Regions from separate parts of the Homo sapiens genome. Here region 2 is linked to region 1. A link is an interaction called in ENCODE POLR2A ChIA-PET data of the cell type or tissue named here. Cell type or tissue: A673. All regions are shown on one strand.

Evidence for each region. Peaks named below come from ENCODE experiments on the same cell type or tissue, not always from the same donor. Only the 100,000 strongest peaks of a DNase experiment are listed, where the experiment ranks them.
Region 2: POLR2A ChIA-PET joins it to region 1 with 10 read pairs; 2 of 35 experiments call an interaction of 5 or more read pairs at or near these places.

What each region holds. Positions count from the first base shown.
Region 1 is chr6:42,748,854-42,756,853 of GRCh38, forward strand. It overlaps a transcript of BICRAL not described here and the pseudogene LOC124901226. Among named protein-coding and RNA genes, the nearest start is that of TBCC, 6.8 kb to the left of the region's middle. In A673, no CTCF peak of the experiment used is centred here; no DNase peak of the experiment used is centred here.
Region 2 is chr6:44,233,237-44,241,236 of GRCh38, forward strand. SLC29A1 (solute carrier family 29 member 1 (Augustine blood group)) reads left to right here. Exons shown (of 13, transcript NM_001372327.1): 13 at 181-906. The coding sequence ends at 292. Among named protein-coding and RNA genes, the nearest start is that of HSP90AB1, 9.9 kb to the right of the region's middle. RefSeq lists a silencer at 4,657-4,996. In A673, CTCF peaks have their summits at 1,084 (motif pointing left), 1,719 (motif pointing right), 4,868 (motif pointing left) and 5,081; DNase peaks (open chromatin) are centred at 1,065, 1,695, 4,435 and 4,845; H3K4me3 peaks cover 674 bases; H3K27ac peaks cover 1,902 bases.

The DNA of each region.
Region 1 (8,000 bases):
TCCTCTCTCTGCCATTTGAGGGCAGTGGATTCAGCATGCATCTTTGAAATATATCCCAGCTTGTCAGAGGTAAGTGCCTGTTTTGATGGAAGGAGAGTGGGGAATGCATTACGGGGGAAATGTAGCAAAAGGCAAGCAGCTCTGAGTTCTGCATCCTACTTTCAATGATATCTCAAAGGGCTTGTGAATCAAGGTACTGCTCTCTTGTAGACATCTTGAAAAATGAAAGAATTCTAACGTATTATGGACTTTACCGTTTATTTAACAACAGTTTAGATACTTTATGGTTCTATTTGTTAGATCCCCCTTTTAACTTTTTGAAAATTTCCAACATATATAACATGGAGAGGGTATTAGAATAGTGTTCCAAGGACTCACATACCCATCACCCAGCTTCAACAACTGCCAACTGATGTTAAGTAAATAAGCCAGGAACAGAAAGAAAAATATCACATGTTCTCACTCGTATGTGGGAACTGAAAAAGTTGATCATATGGAGTTGGAGTGTAGAATGATAGTTACCAGAGGCTGGGAAGTGGAGGGAGATGAAGTGAGATTGGTTAAAGGGCACAAAGGCACAAGTTAGATAGAGGGAATAAGTTCTAGTGTCAGATAGCACAGTAGCCTAATTCGAGTTAACAATAATGTATTGTACATTTCAAAATAGCTAGAAGAAAGGATTTGAAATGTTCCCAACACAAAGAAGTGATAAATGTTTGAAGTAATAGATATCCCAATTATTCTAATTTGACCACTACATATTATATGCATGTATCAAAATATCACATGTACCTCATAAATATGTACAATTATTATATATCAATAAAAATAATAATAACTTTTTAAAAAACAGTTACCAACTGAGAATCTTGTTTCCTGTAAAGCCCTAGTCACTTCCCCACCTCTCACCCTGATTATTTTTTGGCCCATCCCTTATATTATATTATTTCATATTTTATTGTCTATAAATATTTCACTATATACCTCTAAAAGATTGGGAGTTCCTTTTTTTTTTTTTTGAGATAGAGTCTCGCTCTGTTGCCCAGGCCAGAGTGCAGTGGCACGATCTCAGCTCTGTGCAACCTCTGCCTCCCAGGTTCAAGTGATTCTCCTGCCTCAGGCTCCCAAGTAGCTAGGATTACAGGTGCCCACCACCACGCCCGGCTAATTTTTTTTAATATATATAGTTTTAGTAGAGGCGGGGTTTCACTATGTTGACCAGGCTGGTCTCGAACTCCTGACCTCATGTTCTGCCCACCTCTGCCTCCCAAGGTTCTGGGATTACAGGTGTGAGCCACCGTGCCTGGGCCCTTTTTTTTTAAATTGAGACAGGGTCTCACTCTGTCACCTAGGCTAAAGTGCAGTGGTGCAATCACAGCTTACTGTAGTCTTGACCTCCCAGGCTGAAGTGATCCTTCCACCTTAGCCTCCTGAGTAGCTGGCACTACAGGTGTGCACCACCACTCCCAGCTAAATTTGGTATTTTTTTTTGCAAAGACAGGGTTTTGCTGTGTTGTCCAGGCTGGTCTTAAACTCTTGGGCTCAAGTGATCTGCCCACCTCGGCCCCTGGAAGTGCTGGGACTACAGGTGTGAGCCCCCACGCCTGGCCACTTCCCTTTTAAGACAGCCACATTGCCGTCACCACACTCCAAAAAAGCATAGAAAATATTTTCTCAATAGCAGATTGCCAGTCTATATTCACATCTGATTATCCCATAATATACGTTTGCTTTTTTCTCAAGACGACGTCTTGCTCTGTCGCCCAGGCTGGAGTGCAATGGCGCGATCTCGGCTTACTGCAACCTCCACCTCCTGGGTTCAAGTGATTCTCATGCCTCAGCCTCCTGAGTAGCTGGGATTACAGGTGCCCACCACCATGCCTGGCTAATTTTTTGTATTTTTAGTACAGATGGGGTTTCACCATGTTGGGCCAGGCTGGTCTTGAACTCCTGACCTGAGATGATCCGCCTGCCTCAGCCTCCCAAAGTGCTGGGATTACAGGCGTGAGCCACCGCGCCCGGCCTTTTTTTTTTTTTTTTTTTTTTTTTTTTTTTAATACTTTAAGTTCTGGGATGCATGTGCAGAATGTGCAGTTTTGTTACATCGGTATACATGTGCCATGGTGGTTTGCTGCACCTATCAACCTGTTATCTAGGTTTTAAGCCCCGTATGCATTAGGTATTTGTCCTAATGCTCCCCCTCCCCTTGCCCAGTTTCCTTTTTTTAAAGTTATTTTATTTGAATAAGGATCCAAACAAGTTCCATACACTGCATTTAGTTATTGTGTCCCTTAAATCACTTTTTTTTTTTTTTAGTTAGACAAACAGCTTTATTTGAAAGATGTGGTCAGCCAAGTCCCCCTCCAACCCCAAGGTCCTGGCAGCATTGGCCTCAGGCGTGGGAGGACCCGTGTCCTGGGTGGAGAGCCTTAAATCACTTTCACTGTGTGGGTTCCTTTTTCTCTAAATTGTTTTGTTGAAGCAGCTTGGTCATTTGTTCAGTAGAGTTTCCCACAGTCTGCATTTTGCTGGTTGCATCTCTATACAGTATTTGTTAAATTTTAAACGTCTGTTGTATTTATTTGATCTTTTAATGTTACAAAGGGAATCTCATGATTGTAGTTACATGCCTCAAGAAGTAAGTAGTGAAAGCATTTAAGCAAAGGAAAACAGTCTTTAGGTATGGTAAACAATAAAGGAATAGGCCCTTCGGTGTTCTCTGGAGTTTGTCAGGGACCCTGCACTGGTGGAAGATACCAGCCACACCCAGGCAAATAAAAGGACCCTTTTTCTTTCTTTTCTTTTTTTTTTTTTTTTTTTTGAGACGGAGTTTTGCCCTTGTTGCCCAGGCTGGAGTGCAGTGGCATGATCTTGGCTCACCGCAACCCCCGCCTCCTGGGTTCAAGCGATTTTCCTGCCTCAGCCTCCCAAGAGGCTGGGATTATAGGCATGCGCCACCATGCCGGGCTAATTTTGTATTTTTAGTAGAGACGGGGTTTCTCCATGTTGGTCAGGCTGGTCTTGAACTCCTGACCTCAGATGATCCGCCCGCCTCAGCTTCCCAAAGTGCTGGGATTACAGGCATGAGTCACCGCGCCCGGCCAAGCCCCTTTTTCTAGTAGTTTGATGCCAGAAAGAAGCATCACCTATTCATCTTTCAGCAAGTCTTGACTATATATGGGATGTAAAGCATTCATTAAAGAGCTGTGCACATCAAAATTATCAAATGTTAGGCAAATCTTCCTACCTTGGCTACTTTCTGGCAGGAAGACAGTGAAAGGTGACAGTTGTGCAGGCAGGTCCTGTTGTTGGGAAGCAGGACAGGAGCAGCCTTTTCCTTCTGCCTTTGCCCCTGGCGCTCTCCTCTGCCTCAACGCCCTTGACCTTCTGAAACTTTTTTCATCATTGTACACTTAACGTCTAGCACATAGGCTGGCACGTGTTTATTTATCTAAACATCTGTTTATTAAGCACTAACTGTGCCCAGCACTGAGCCAGGGAGGCCCTAAGACTGCCAAGGTGGATAAAAACAGACATCGTCCCTGTCCTCCTTAAGAAGGCCTAATTTGGGCAAATAGTCACAAAAACATGTAAAATGTGTTCTTTGCTTGCTGAGACTGGGTCTCTCTCTCACCCAAGCTGGAGTGCAGTGGCATAATTATAGCTCACTGCAGCCTCAAACTCCTGGGCTCAAGCAATTCTCCCATTTCAGCCTCCTGAGTAGCTGGGACTACAGATGCATGCCACCGTGCCCAGCTAATTTTTTTTTTTAGATTGAGTCTCACTGTTTCCCAGGCTGGAGTGCAGTGGCGCCATGTTGACTCACTGCAGCCTCCACCTCCCAGGTTCAAGCAATTATCCTGCCCCAGCCTCCTTAGTAGCTGGGATTACAGGCACACACCACCATGTGTGGCTAATTTTTGTATTTTTAGTAGAAACAGAGTTTTGCCATGTTGGCCAGCTAGTCTCCAACTCCTGACCTTAGGTGATCCACCTGCCTCTGCTTCCCAAAGGGCTGGGATTACAGGTGTGAGCCACAGTGCCCTGCCCCCAGCTGACTTTTTTTTTTTTTTTTTTTTTTTGGTTGGGGGGGTACGGAGTTTTGCTCTGTCACCCAGGCTAGAGTGCAGTGGTGCAATCTCGGCTCACTGCAACCTCCGCCTCCCAAGTTCAAGTGATTCTGCTGCCTCAGCCTGCCGAGTAGCTGGGACGACAGGCACTTGCCACCATGCCTGGCTAATTTTTTGTATTTTTAGTAGAGACTGGTTTCACCATGTTGGCCAGGCTGGTCTCGAACTCCTGACCTCAGGTGATCCATCCACCTCACCCTCCCAAGGTGCTAGGATTACAGGCATGAGCCACCATGCCTGGCCTGATTTTTAAATGTTTTTGTAGAGACAGGGTCTTGCTGTGTTGCCCAGTCTGGTCTTGAACTCTTGGCTTCAAGGGATCCTCCTGCCTCGGCCTTCCAAAGTGCTGGGATTACAGGCATGAGCTACTACACTTGGCCAATCATTGCTATAAAAGAAAGAGTTACAAGGAGCCCACTAGTGGTGGGGGTTGCCTTGTTGGGATGGTCATGGAAAGCTTCAGAGGGGGTTGAGCTGAACGGGAAAGCATGAGTAGGAATTAACAAGAGAGAAGACATAAAGCACGTAAGGGTCCTGGAAAAGCTGGAGGAAATGGTACTTAAAACACAGGTGCAAGGAGTAGTTATAGATAGGAGGAGGGACATCCTCTCTATTGCACTGTTGTTTGAACTTGTTTGTTTTTTTTCAGACAGGGTCTCACTCTGTCACCAAGGCTGGAGTGCGGTGGCACGACCTTGGCTCAGTGCAACCCCCGCCTCCTGGGTTCAAGTGATTCTCCTTCCTCAGCCTCCTGAGTAGCTGGGATTACAGGTGTGCGCCACCACACCCAGCTAATTTTTGTATTTTTAGTAGAGATGGGGTTTCACCATGTTGGCCAGGCTGGTCTTGAACTCCTGACCTTAGGTGATCTGCCCGCCTCAGCTTCCCAAAGTGCTGGGATTACAGGCACGAGCCCCTACACTTCATGAGAAGGCATGAGCACTTCCCAAAGTGCTGGGATTACAGGCATGAGCCACTACACTTCATGGGAAGGCATGAGCACTTCCCAAAGTGCTGGGATTACAGGCATGAGCCACTACACTTCATGGGAAGGCATGAGCACTTCCCAAAGTGCTGGGATTACAGGCATGAGCCACTACACTTCATGGGAAGGCATGAGCACTTCCCAAAGTGCTGGGATTACAGGCCGTGTTTGAAGTTTTTAATGAGAATTTGCTAACATACAGAAACTTTTTTTTTTTTTTTGAGACGGAGTCTTGCTCTGTTGCCCAGGCTGGAGTGTAGTGGCACAATCTGGGCTCACTGCAAGCTCCACCTCCCGAGTTCATGCCATTCTCCTGTCTCAGCCTCCCGAGTAGCTGGGACTACAGGCGCCCGCCACCACGCCTGGCTAATTTTTTTGTATTTTTAGTAGAGACGGGGTTTCACTGTGTTAGTCAGGATGGTCTGGATCTCCTGACCTTGTGATCCGCCCATCTCGGCCTCCCAAAGTGCTGGGATTACAGGTGTGAGCCACCGTGCCATACATAGACTTTTTGACGTCAACTCATAGTAACAGATGTGTCATAATTGAAACAGATGTTTTAAGAAACAATAAATACTCTTACTATGTGCAGTGGACCCTATTTTCTATTCTATTTATTGCATTTAAAATGTGCTGATCAAGGCTGGGCATGGCAGTTCATGCCTGTAATGCCAGCACTTTGGAAGGCTGGGGCAAAAGGATTGCTTGAGGCTAAGAGTTTGAGACCAGCCTGGGCAACATAGTGAGACCCTGTCTCTACAAAAAAATGTTTTAAAAAATTGTCTGGGCATGGTGGCATGCACCTATAGTTGCAGCTATTCAGGAGGCTGAGGTAGGAAGCTCGCTTGATCCCAGGAGTTGGGGCTGCAGTGAGCCATGATCGTGCCACTGCACTTCAGCCTGGGCAACAAAACGAGACCCTGTCTCTAAACAAAAGCAAAAACAGCTGATCAAGACCTCCCTAAGTTAAACTGCAATTTTAAAATGCCGCATCAGCATTTCTTTATAGAAAAGGAAAAGGGGAGTACAGGTGCAGGAAAATGTATGGTAGTTGGTAGATGACTCTGATAGTTTCTGCGTCCTCTATAAAGCAGACAGTGAGGTCTCATGCTGAGTATGAGGAGAAAAGGGTGGAGGTAGGGGGTCTGGAAAGTGTGCAGAAGGTTTGAAAACCCTGGGGGAATAGGGAGAGTGTTGTCCAGAGAAATGGGGCTGGGTATGGTGTGGATGTTGAGCAAATACTTGGAGAATGAAGTTGGGAATGAATGAGAGCTTCCCAGGTGGGGCAATCTAAGCAGGAGACCAGCTCAAGAGAAGACAATGGGATTTGGGGCAGGTCAGAGGGGAAAAGCTCATGTGAAGAGCCTACTCCTCAGGAGCTGGGGTATCCCTGGAAGGTGGTGTCTCTGAAGAGTCTGGGCTTGACTCCTGCAGCCCCTCATGCATTTCCTATAAAACTCTTTAGAAGTGAACACCATTCTCCCCAAGACCCTCACTGCCTGTCAGCAGATGACCTTACCTACTCTTCACAGAAAAGAGGTGGCCAGATAGGACCTCCACATGCCTCCCCTCTCACTTCTAACTTATCTGTGAAGACCCACCTCTTTGTCTCTCTCCTTCTCACTCAGGGCAAAGCTCCCACCAGGGTTCTCTGTCCTCTTCCTTCCATTGCCTGGGACCTCGAGCCACCAGTCACCTCTTTCTTTTTTTTTTTTTTTTGAGATGGAGTCTTGCTCTGTTGCCCAGGCTGGAGTGCAATGGCGTGATCTCAGCTCACTGCAACCTCCGCCTCCTGGGTTCAAGCGATTCTCCTGCTTCAGCATCCCAAGTAGCTGGGATTACAGGCGCACGCCGCCACGCCCGGCTAATTTTTTTTTTGTATTTTAGTAGAGATGGGGTTTCACCGTGTTGCCCAGGTTGGTCTTGAACTCCTGAGCTCAGGAAATCCACCCATCTCGGCCTCCCAAAGTGTTAGGATTACAGGCGTGAGCCACCGCGCCCGGCCCAGTCACCTCTTTCTTCAGGATTTTTAATCTCTCTTTTCTTTGGCATCTCCTCTCAGCAAGCAAGTTTCCTCAACTTAAAACAATTTACCTTTTGTCCTATCATCCACCCAAGTGATGTTCTAACTTTCTTCCCCTAACAATAGACTTTTAAAACAATAGTCTACATTTGCTGTGTCCAGTTTCTCAATCGTCATTCCCTCCTTAGCCACTTATCCGACTTCTGCCCCTGCCATTGTATTTGAAACGGAAATTGCCCTATTCCCATTCCTTCCTAATTTTCAAATGCATCGCTCTTTGTAGCCCTAAGTATTTGATTACCCCTTCTTCTCACAGCAGGAATTTATCTCCCTGGTTCTTTCTTGGTTCTTTATTCATCCCTGATAAACTTCTCTGTGTCCATCCCTTAAATATAAGTGAGGCCAGAATTCTATTTCTTTTCTTGTTCCTCTCACCTCCTTTGGCAAGCTTACCTTCTCCCAGGGTGCCAAGTCCTGTTCATGTGCTGATTGACTCTCAGATCCCCAGCTCCTCCCTCTGCCTCTCTCTTGAGCCCAGACCTGATCTTCCAACTGCTTTCTAGATGTTTCCATGTAACTATCTACTATCCCAAACACCTCATGTTTAGGATGGCCCAAAATGAGGTTTTTATTGCCCCAGAGATCTTTTTTTTTTTCTATACGTAAGTCTGAGTTACTGATTGTTGGGTAACAACTCACCCCAAAACTTACTGCTTACTGGCTTACACAGCAATAATTTCTCACAATTCTGTGGGTTCAACTGGTACTGGAGCCTCCAAGATGGCTTCACTCACACATCTGGGGCCTTGGTGCTGGCTGTGGGCTGGGGCACCTGGCTTTTTCTCCCCATGTGCACATGCTT
Region 2 (8,000 bases), 1.5 Mb after region 1:
CCACCATACACGTTCCCTCAAGGAGGAGAAGCCAGGTTGGGGTTAGGCAGCCAGGATGGGTTGATCAACAGAATGAGGTTCGACAGTCAAGTTGCTCCACCCCACCCCTCCTTCCACCCAGAGGCTCTGGGCTGGGGTACAGCCATTCTGAGGTAGCCTTGCCCTTCCTTCCCCGCTTAGGAAAGTGAAGCCAGCTGAGGCAGAGACCGCAGGAGCCATCATGGCCTTCTTCCTGTGTCTGGGTCTGGCACTGGGGGCTGTTTTCTCCTTCCTGTTCCGGGCAATTGTGTGACAAAGGATGGACAGAAGGACTGCCTGCCTCCCTCCCTGTCTGCCTCCTGCCCCTTCCTTCTGCCAGGGGTGATCCTGAGTGGTCTGGCGGTTTTTTCTTCTAACTGACTTCTGCTTTCCACGGCGTGTGCTGGGCCCGGATCTCCAGGCCCTGGGGAGGGAGCCTCTGGACGGACAGTGGGGACATTGTGGGTTTGGGGCTCAGAGTCGAGGGACGGGGTGTAGCCTCGGCATTTGCTTGAGTTTCTCCACTCTTGGCTCTGACTGATCCCTGCTTGTGCAGGCCAGTGGAGGCTCTTGGGCTTGGAGAACACGTGTGTCTCTGTGTATGTGTCTGTGTGTCTGCGTCCGTGTCTGTCAGACTGTCTGCCTGTCCTGGGGTGGCTAGGAGCTGGGTCTGACCGTTGTATGGTTTGACCTGATATACTCCATTCTCCCCTGCGCCTCCTCCTCTGTGTTCTCTCCATGTCCCCCTCCCAACTCCCCATGCCCAGTTCTTACCCATCATGCACCCTGTACAGTTGCCACGTTACTGCCTTTTTTAAAAATATATTTGACAGAAACCAGGTGCCTTCAGAGGCTCTCTGATTTAAATAAACCTTTCTTGTTTTTTTCTCCATGGCTCCCTGTGTCCTCCAGCCGTGGCTTCATGCCCTGGAGTGGGTAGAGGGCTGGCAGCCTGAGTCTGGGAGATGAGCATGACCCAGCTGGGCCCTGGCCAGGACTGGACCTGGGTCCAAGGGGGAGGAGGGGGGAGTAGTCCTCTTGGCCTCAGAGGGGCTGCAATGCCCCCTGCTGGGGCCACAGGGGAGGGACAGGCCTGGAACCAGAACACCAAGACTGTTAGCCAAGACTAAGAACGGGTTTTTCTTTGCTGCTTCATTCTTTCTTTCATAGGACAGAGGATGGAGATAGCTCCCCATCTTTCCTTTGTCTTCACTGCCAGCCCCTCCACTCTGTCCCCAGCCCCAGCAATGAACTCTGCAAAACTGGCCAGCTCCTGGCCATACTCCCATACCACCAGGCAGGAAGAGGCCGAGGCCTGAGGGTTCTCCCCTACCTGGCACCCAGCCTTAACACCAAAGCTCAGCCTGCCAGACTTCCTGGGGAACAAGGGCCCTGTGTGTCTGCACAGTGAAACCAACCCTTCCCTTCTCAACACAAACTCTGGCCTAGGGAGGGGTGGGTTGTTATGGAACTATGAGTGTCTCAGTGGAGAAGGCCCTACCACTGGGACCCCCATCTCAAGAATGACCTGACTGGAAGTGAGACCAGAGCTCTGGCCACAGTGCAGCACCCCTGCAATCTGCATTCCTTACCCTCCCACAAGTCTCAGACTCCTCCCAGAAAGCAGAAGACATTCCTGAATTCTCAGCGCAGGCTGCTCACTCAGCCCTGGCCAGCAGATGGCTACAGAGTTGGCACCTTTGTCAGCGCTTCCTTTCTCACTGGAGTTTAATTTAATTGAGAACTTCAGGCCTCATTAAGGGCTGTTAGCGCATTTTTAAGGCTCTTTGATGAGCTCTGAAGCCCTAATGGGGTAGCTAAGTATACCAGGGCACTGGGAACTGAAGTTCATGTGCTATTAATCATTTGTCAGACCAGAGTATTTATCTGCGGTGCTGGAAAACAAGGTATTCCTTTTGGATCAGGCTCAAAAGCTGAGGGGTTCCCTGAGTATCCTTCCCCCAGTCTGCAGTGCTGTTTGGCAGTGAGTCAAGCTGAACATACAAACCTGAGCTCTTTCTCGTCCTCAGTCCTCCGTTGTACCCAACCCCAAAGAACCCTATTGGTTTCCTTCCTCAGCACCAGCAGTGCCTCAGGATTCTGTATTTCTTCCTGAGGTTGCTTTACCACCTCCTGCCTGGCCCACTGGGGCTTCCAGGTCTCTTCCAGTCCATCCCACACATGGCCACAAGAATAATCTGAAAGTGAATCTAGCAGGCGCTGCTTGTTCTCTGGAGCATGCGCCTGTGTCCTGAGCGTTTTCTGATCCTCCACCACCAACAGCCAGTTTGTGCAATTTCTTTGCACCTCAGAGCTTTCATAATTTTGTGACTTTTCTATCATGTTCTTATCTTACTCCAGCTACCACGCTGTCATGTTTTTTAGGTTAAGGTGTACTTTTTACTCCTGTTTTGGCTTTTCAAGCTATGTCATACCTGCCTCCCAGAGGTACTTGGAAAATATTGGCTTGACAGCACATGCTTATCCCAAGGCGGAATTCATCTCTACAGTCTTCACATGCCCCACTCCAGCCGTGTGGTAGCACGCCTTGCTTGTGACCCTGGGATAGAGATGGGGATGTTAAGTAGGTTCCTCTCAACCCCAGCACTAATTTGAGAGGAAAAACTATTAAGGATACCGTTCCTTTCTCCCTTCCTGTACTTAAATTGATGTTGAAGGAAATTACTAGAATATTTTCTCCCCAAAATTTTAAAACACAAATGCTAAAAAATGTCAGTCTCTTCATTCTCCTGACCTCAGTGTTTTCACAGGTAAACCTGGAAGGGGTGAGGAGGTTAGGAAAAGCAGCTCCTAAGGTCTCCTGCCCACCCAGCTGCAGGGATGGCTCCCGACCCCAAGTGGGCGCTCGCAGGCCCCTGCCCTTTGGGGAGCAGGGGCCTCCTCTGGATCCTCCACTTTCCTGCTAGCACCTTGCTGCCTGTAAGGTAGAGAGGTCTGAGCATGAAAATCCTCCAGGTATCCCTGGCTGCCCTCACTTGCTGCTGGTCATCACCTTCCGTGTCACATTTCTGCTCAAAACAGTCAATATTCAGCTGCTGTCCCTGGAGTGGCTGCCATTGCAACACAGGAATGTCCCTCTTGTTTAATGTTTTATGATGAAATGTTGGGGCTTTAAAGAGTTGAAAAGCTAAGAGCCGTAGTAAATTAGCCATCCTGGAAAATAGAAATGAAGCCTCAGGTATAATCTTTGAGTCAGAATGTATCTGTATATCTATTCTTTGAGATGAATATGGAAAGACCATGGTGGAGGCAATATAAAGCCAGGGCTCAGAGAGCGTGTGATAGGAGAACCCAAAAGTTTTTTTTTTTTTTTTTTTTTGGCGGTTGGGGGTGGGACGGAGTTTCGCTCTTGTTGCCCAGACTGGAGTGCAATGGCACGATCTCAGCTCACCACAACCTCTGCCTCCTGGGTTCAAGCAATTCTCCTGCCTCAGCCTCCCAAGTAGCTGGGATTACAGGCATGCGTCACCATGCCCGGCTAATTTTGTATTTTTAGTAGAGATGGGGTTTTACCATGTTGGTCAGGCTTGTCTCAAACTGCCGACCTCAGGTGATCCTCCTGCCTTGGCCTCCGAAAGTGCTGGGATTACAGGCGTGAGACATCATGCCTGGCCAAAGTTTTTTTTTTTTTGGCCCCACCAAGATCTACTGCAGCCTCCACCTCCTGAGTAGCTGGGATTACAGACGTGCACCACCACACCTGACTATTTTTTGTATTTTTAATACAGACGGGGTTTCACCACGTTGGCCAGGCTGGTCTCGAACTCCTGACCTCATGATCCGCCCGCCTCTGCCTCCCAAAGTGCTGAGATTACAGGCATGACCGCGCCTGGCCGCCAATTAAAGTTTAACTAGAGTTAAACTATGACAGTGATTCAAAATGGTTGTAAACAGAAAAATGCAGCCACCTTAAGGAAATAGCCTGTTTGTCCAGCAAGCCCTGCCTGGAAGCCAAGTCTTCACACACAGGAAGAGTGGCAGTCCCCAGGTCAGCCAGCAGATCTGACTCAGAGGTCAGGTTGGCAGTGTCCCCCCAAACCCTTGGGGACCAACTGTTTCCTGGGGCAGGTTGGCACTGAGGGTGGAAATGGGCAGCGCCCAACTCCCTCTGGCCCCAACCTCATCAATGGCCTTATGTCCGGGCTGGACCCCTCCAGCCCATCTCGGTATGACCTGGCTTCCTGTGTAGATGCTCTCGGGGAGAGGACGTGCCCACTCGGAGCCCTCTGCAGCCTTGGCAGTCCTGGTGCTCGCTGGAAGTGAGCAAGTTGGCATTCTGGCAACAGACTGCAGGGTGACCGCTAAATGTGAGTCAGCAGGGCCCCACGAAGGCCTCCGTCCTCTCTCCTGGGCTTGCCCTGTACCAGCTGTGATCCCGGATTAGTCACTCCTCCCCTAGGCCCGCCTCCTCGTCCTTACCAGGGGATGACATATGTGTTGACTTAAGGAAATTAAGTGCGGGAGAGCATGGATGCAGGAGGTGAGGTCCCCAGAGCTACGTGGCGCTATCAGTTACCAGGATGAGCCTCAGGATGGCCCTCCCCGCACCCCACGTTCCCCCACCTAGCCTATTCCAGGCTCCTTCCCACCTGCGTTCATTCCCCTCCCCCGCCTCTCCAGTCCCCGGAAGCTTCGAGACCAAAGCCTCACTTCCCCTACTCCAGATATTTCCAGCGTGAACCACCACGCGGGTCCCTAAGCCTCGCGGACAGCCGAGAACCGTGGGGCTGGGGGCGGCGAGAGGTGCGACGGGGACCAGGCCCCTGCCCCATCCCGCCGCGAGGAGCGGAGGGGGTGATGTCACCCGGCCCGCGCGCCCCCTGGCGGGCGTCAGGCCCCACTGCTCTGCGCTTCTGCGTCCTGGCGGGTGGGTGACCAGACTGCGTGTCAGACAGACCCACGCCACTGCCCCGTGTCCGGGTGACCTTGAGCCAGGCTTGTTCCGTCGCGGCGCCACTCATCTGTAAGGCAGGGATAGTCACACTTGCCCTGACAACCGCGTGGGTCGTGAAACTTGTTATTCACTGAGATAGTGAATAACAACGCTACTTGGTCCAGCCACCCCTGTACTCAGTGTCTTACATGGCCTTATCTGATTTCCCAATAACCCTGTAAAGTGATGACTATTGCTATGCTCATTTTACTCCACAAAATTGAATCTGAAAGGTTAAAGGATGGAAAAACATTCTGTAAGCTGCAAAGCACTAGGTAAATATAATTATATTTCTCTCTCTTCTCTCTCTCCCTCCGCTCCCTATGAGAGTTCCCAGTCAGTGAAGGGAACGGAAAAATACAAGGCATCATGTGGTGTGGCACCATAATGCAAATGTGTTCCACCTTCCTCCCCTATTTTGGACACAACTCTTGTCTTCTCTTTTCACATCCTCAGGGATCCCAAGCCTCCTGGGACATTGACCTCTCATATAATCTTGCCCAGGTGAAACCAGCAAAGTCCTTCCTGATGTCTAACCTCGGCCCCTCCTGGGTGTGATCTCCTCTCCACCCAGCAGCACTATCACAGTCCTACCGTTCCATCATCTGCGTGGGGTGGAAGTGAGGCCAGTGAATGGCCCAGAAATCCAGCCCATTGAAACCTGCATGCTGAAAAGGAATGACTTCATCCTGGGACAGGCCAGGTGGCAGGCAAAACAGTCAAGTAGATCAGGGTTGTTTGTAGTGCCACCTGCCCCCTGCACTTTCCACTGGCTATAATCTGCTCTGGGATGAACTGAGTTGGGGTTAAGTTTTACCTTCTTAGTCAAAAGGGGCCTGGAACACTGAACAATGCCCAAGAGAAAAAGGGATGCCTGGTGGGCATGATGACAGAAGGAGGATAGACGTTTTGGACTAGGCTGACAATGGTCGCGAGGTAGAACTTAGTCATACCCCTTAGGCCACTGATAAATCCTTAAAAAGGTGAGACATAGTCATATGTGTATTAATAGAGCAGGTTACTGAATGTCTGATTTACAATTCAGGAGTGTCTCAGACCACAATTTCTGGCCCTTTTCTCACTGCACTCTAGTGATTTTTGTCCTTGCACATGACTTCAGCCATCAGCATCATGCGTAGATCTAAGACTGCAACCCAGGCCTCTCCTACATACCCCTCTGCCTACTAGATATCTTTCCTTGGTGCCCTACAACATGCTTAAAGCTGACCTCCAACCTAGAGTGGTCCTCCATCCCTGCTTTCCCCTTAAGCCCCTACGTTCTAGCATTCTTCCTCAGATAAGGCTTATACTCCTCTTCCCCACCCCTGACTGGTCTCTCTGCCTTCAGCCTCTCTCTTCTCCAAGCTATGTCCTGTGCAGCCTTCAAGTAGGTTATATTTTTCTTGAAAAAAGGGCTGCACTCCAGCCTGGGCGACAGAGTGAGACACTGTCTCAAAAAAAGAGAGAAAAAAGTCTCAAATACAAAAGCATGCAAGTAGTTTTTTGTGTGTTTGTTTTGAACAACACAATTAACAGGTTTGATTTAATAGATTTAACCTGGCTGGGCACAGTGGCTCACGCCTGTAATCCCAGCACTTTGGGAGGCCGAGGCGGACAGATCACCTGAGGTCGGGAGTTTGAGACCAGCCTGACCAACATGGAGAAACCCCGTCTCTACTAAAAATACAAAATTAGTTGGGTGTGGTGGCACATGCCTGTAATCCCAGCTACTTGGGAGGCTGAAGCAGGAGAATCATTTGAACCCGGGAGGTGGAGGTTGCGGTGAGCCGAGATTGCACCATTGCACTCCAGCCTGGGCAACAAGAGTGAAACTCTGTCTCAAAAAAAAAAAAAAATTTAACCGAACGACTAGGTTTTTTTTTTTTTCCTCAAGCACATATGGAGCCTTTAGAGATATTAACCACCTTCTAAAGTTTCAAACGAAGTCTCAAATACAGGCCTGGCACAGTGGCTCATGCCTGTCATCACAGCACTTTGGGAGGCCGACGCTGGCAGATCACTTGAGCCCAGGCATTTGAGACCAGTCTGGGTAACATGGCAAAACCCCATCTCTACAAAAAAAATTTAAAAATCAGTCAGGCCTAGTGGCACATGCCTGTAGTTCCAGCTGCTTGGGAGACTGAGGTGGGAGGATCGCTTGAGCCCAGGAGGTTGAGGCTGCAGTGGGCCATCAGCATGCCACTGCACTCCAGCCTGGGCGACAGAGTGAGACTCTGTCTCAAAAAAAAAGAGAAAAAAAAGTCTCAAATACAAAAGAGCCAGTAACATACACACCACATTGTATGTCTACAACATAATTAAAGGGTATATAAAAAATAATTGAAAATGTAAAACACTTTTAAATTGGTCAAAGAAGATACCATAAGAAATCAGAAAATCCTTAAAATTGAATTGTAATAAAATATTGAATATTATTTGAAATTTGTAATCTATGGAAATTTGTGGAATATAGTAAACATAGTACACAAGGAGAAATTTGTAGCCTTAAATCTTTATGTTGGAAAAACAGAAAGGCTGAAACTAATGTGTTAAGTACTAAAGTTAAGAAAATAGAACAATAACAACAGAACTAGGCAAGGCACGGTGGCTTACACTTATAATCCCAGCACTTTGGGAGGCTGAGGCAGGCGGATCACTTGAGGTCAGGAGTTCCAGACCACCCTGGCCAACATGGTGAAACCCTGTCTCTACTAAAAATACAAAAAAATTAGCAGGGTGTGGTGGCGTGCACACGCACCTGTTGTCCCAGCTACTAGGGAGGCTGAGGCAGGAGAATCACTTGAACCCAGGAGGTGGAGGTTGCAGTGAGCCAAGATCGCATCACTGCACTCCAGCCTGGGTGACAGAGCGAGACTCTGTCTCAAAAAAAAATAAAATAAAATAAACAGAAATTAAAGAAGTCAAAAACAAATATATAAATATAAGATAAGCAAACCTTTGGTGAAATTGTACAAGAAAAAAGAGATAAGACATGAAAAACAATTTTAGAAATGAAGACATACTTTAT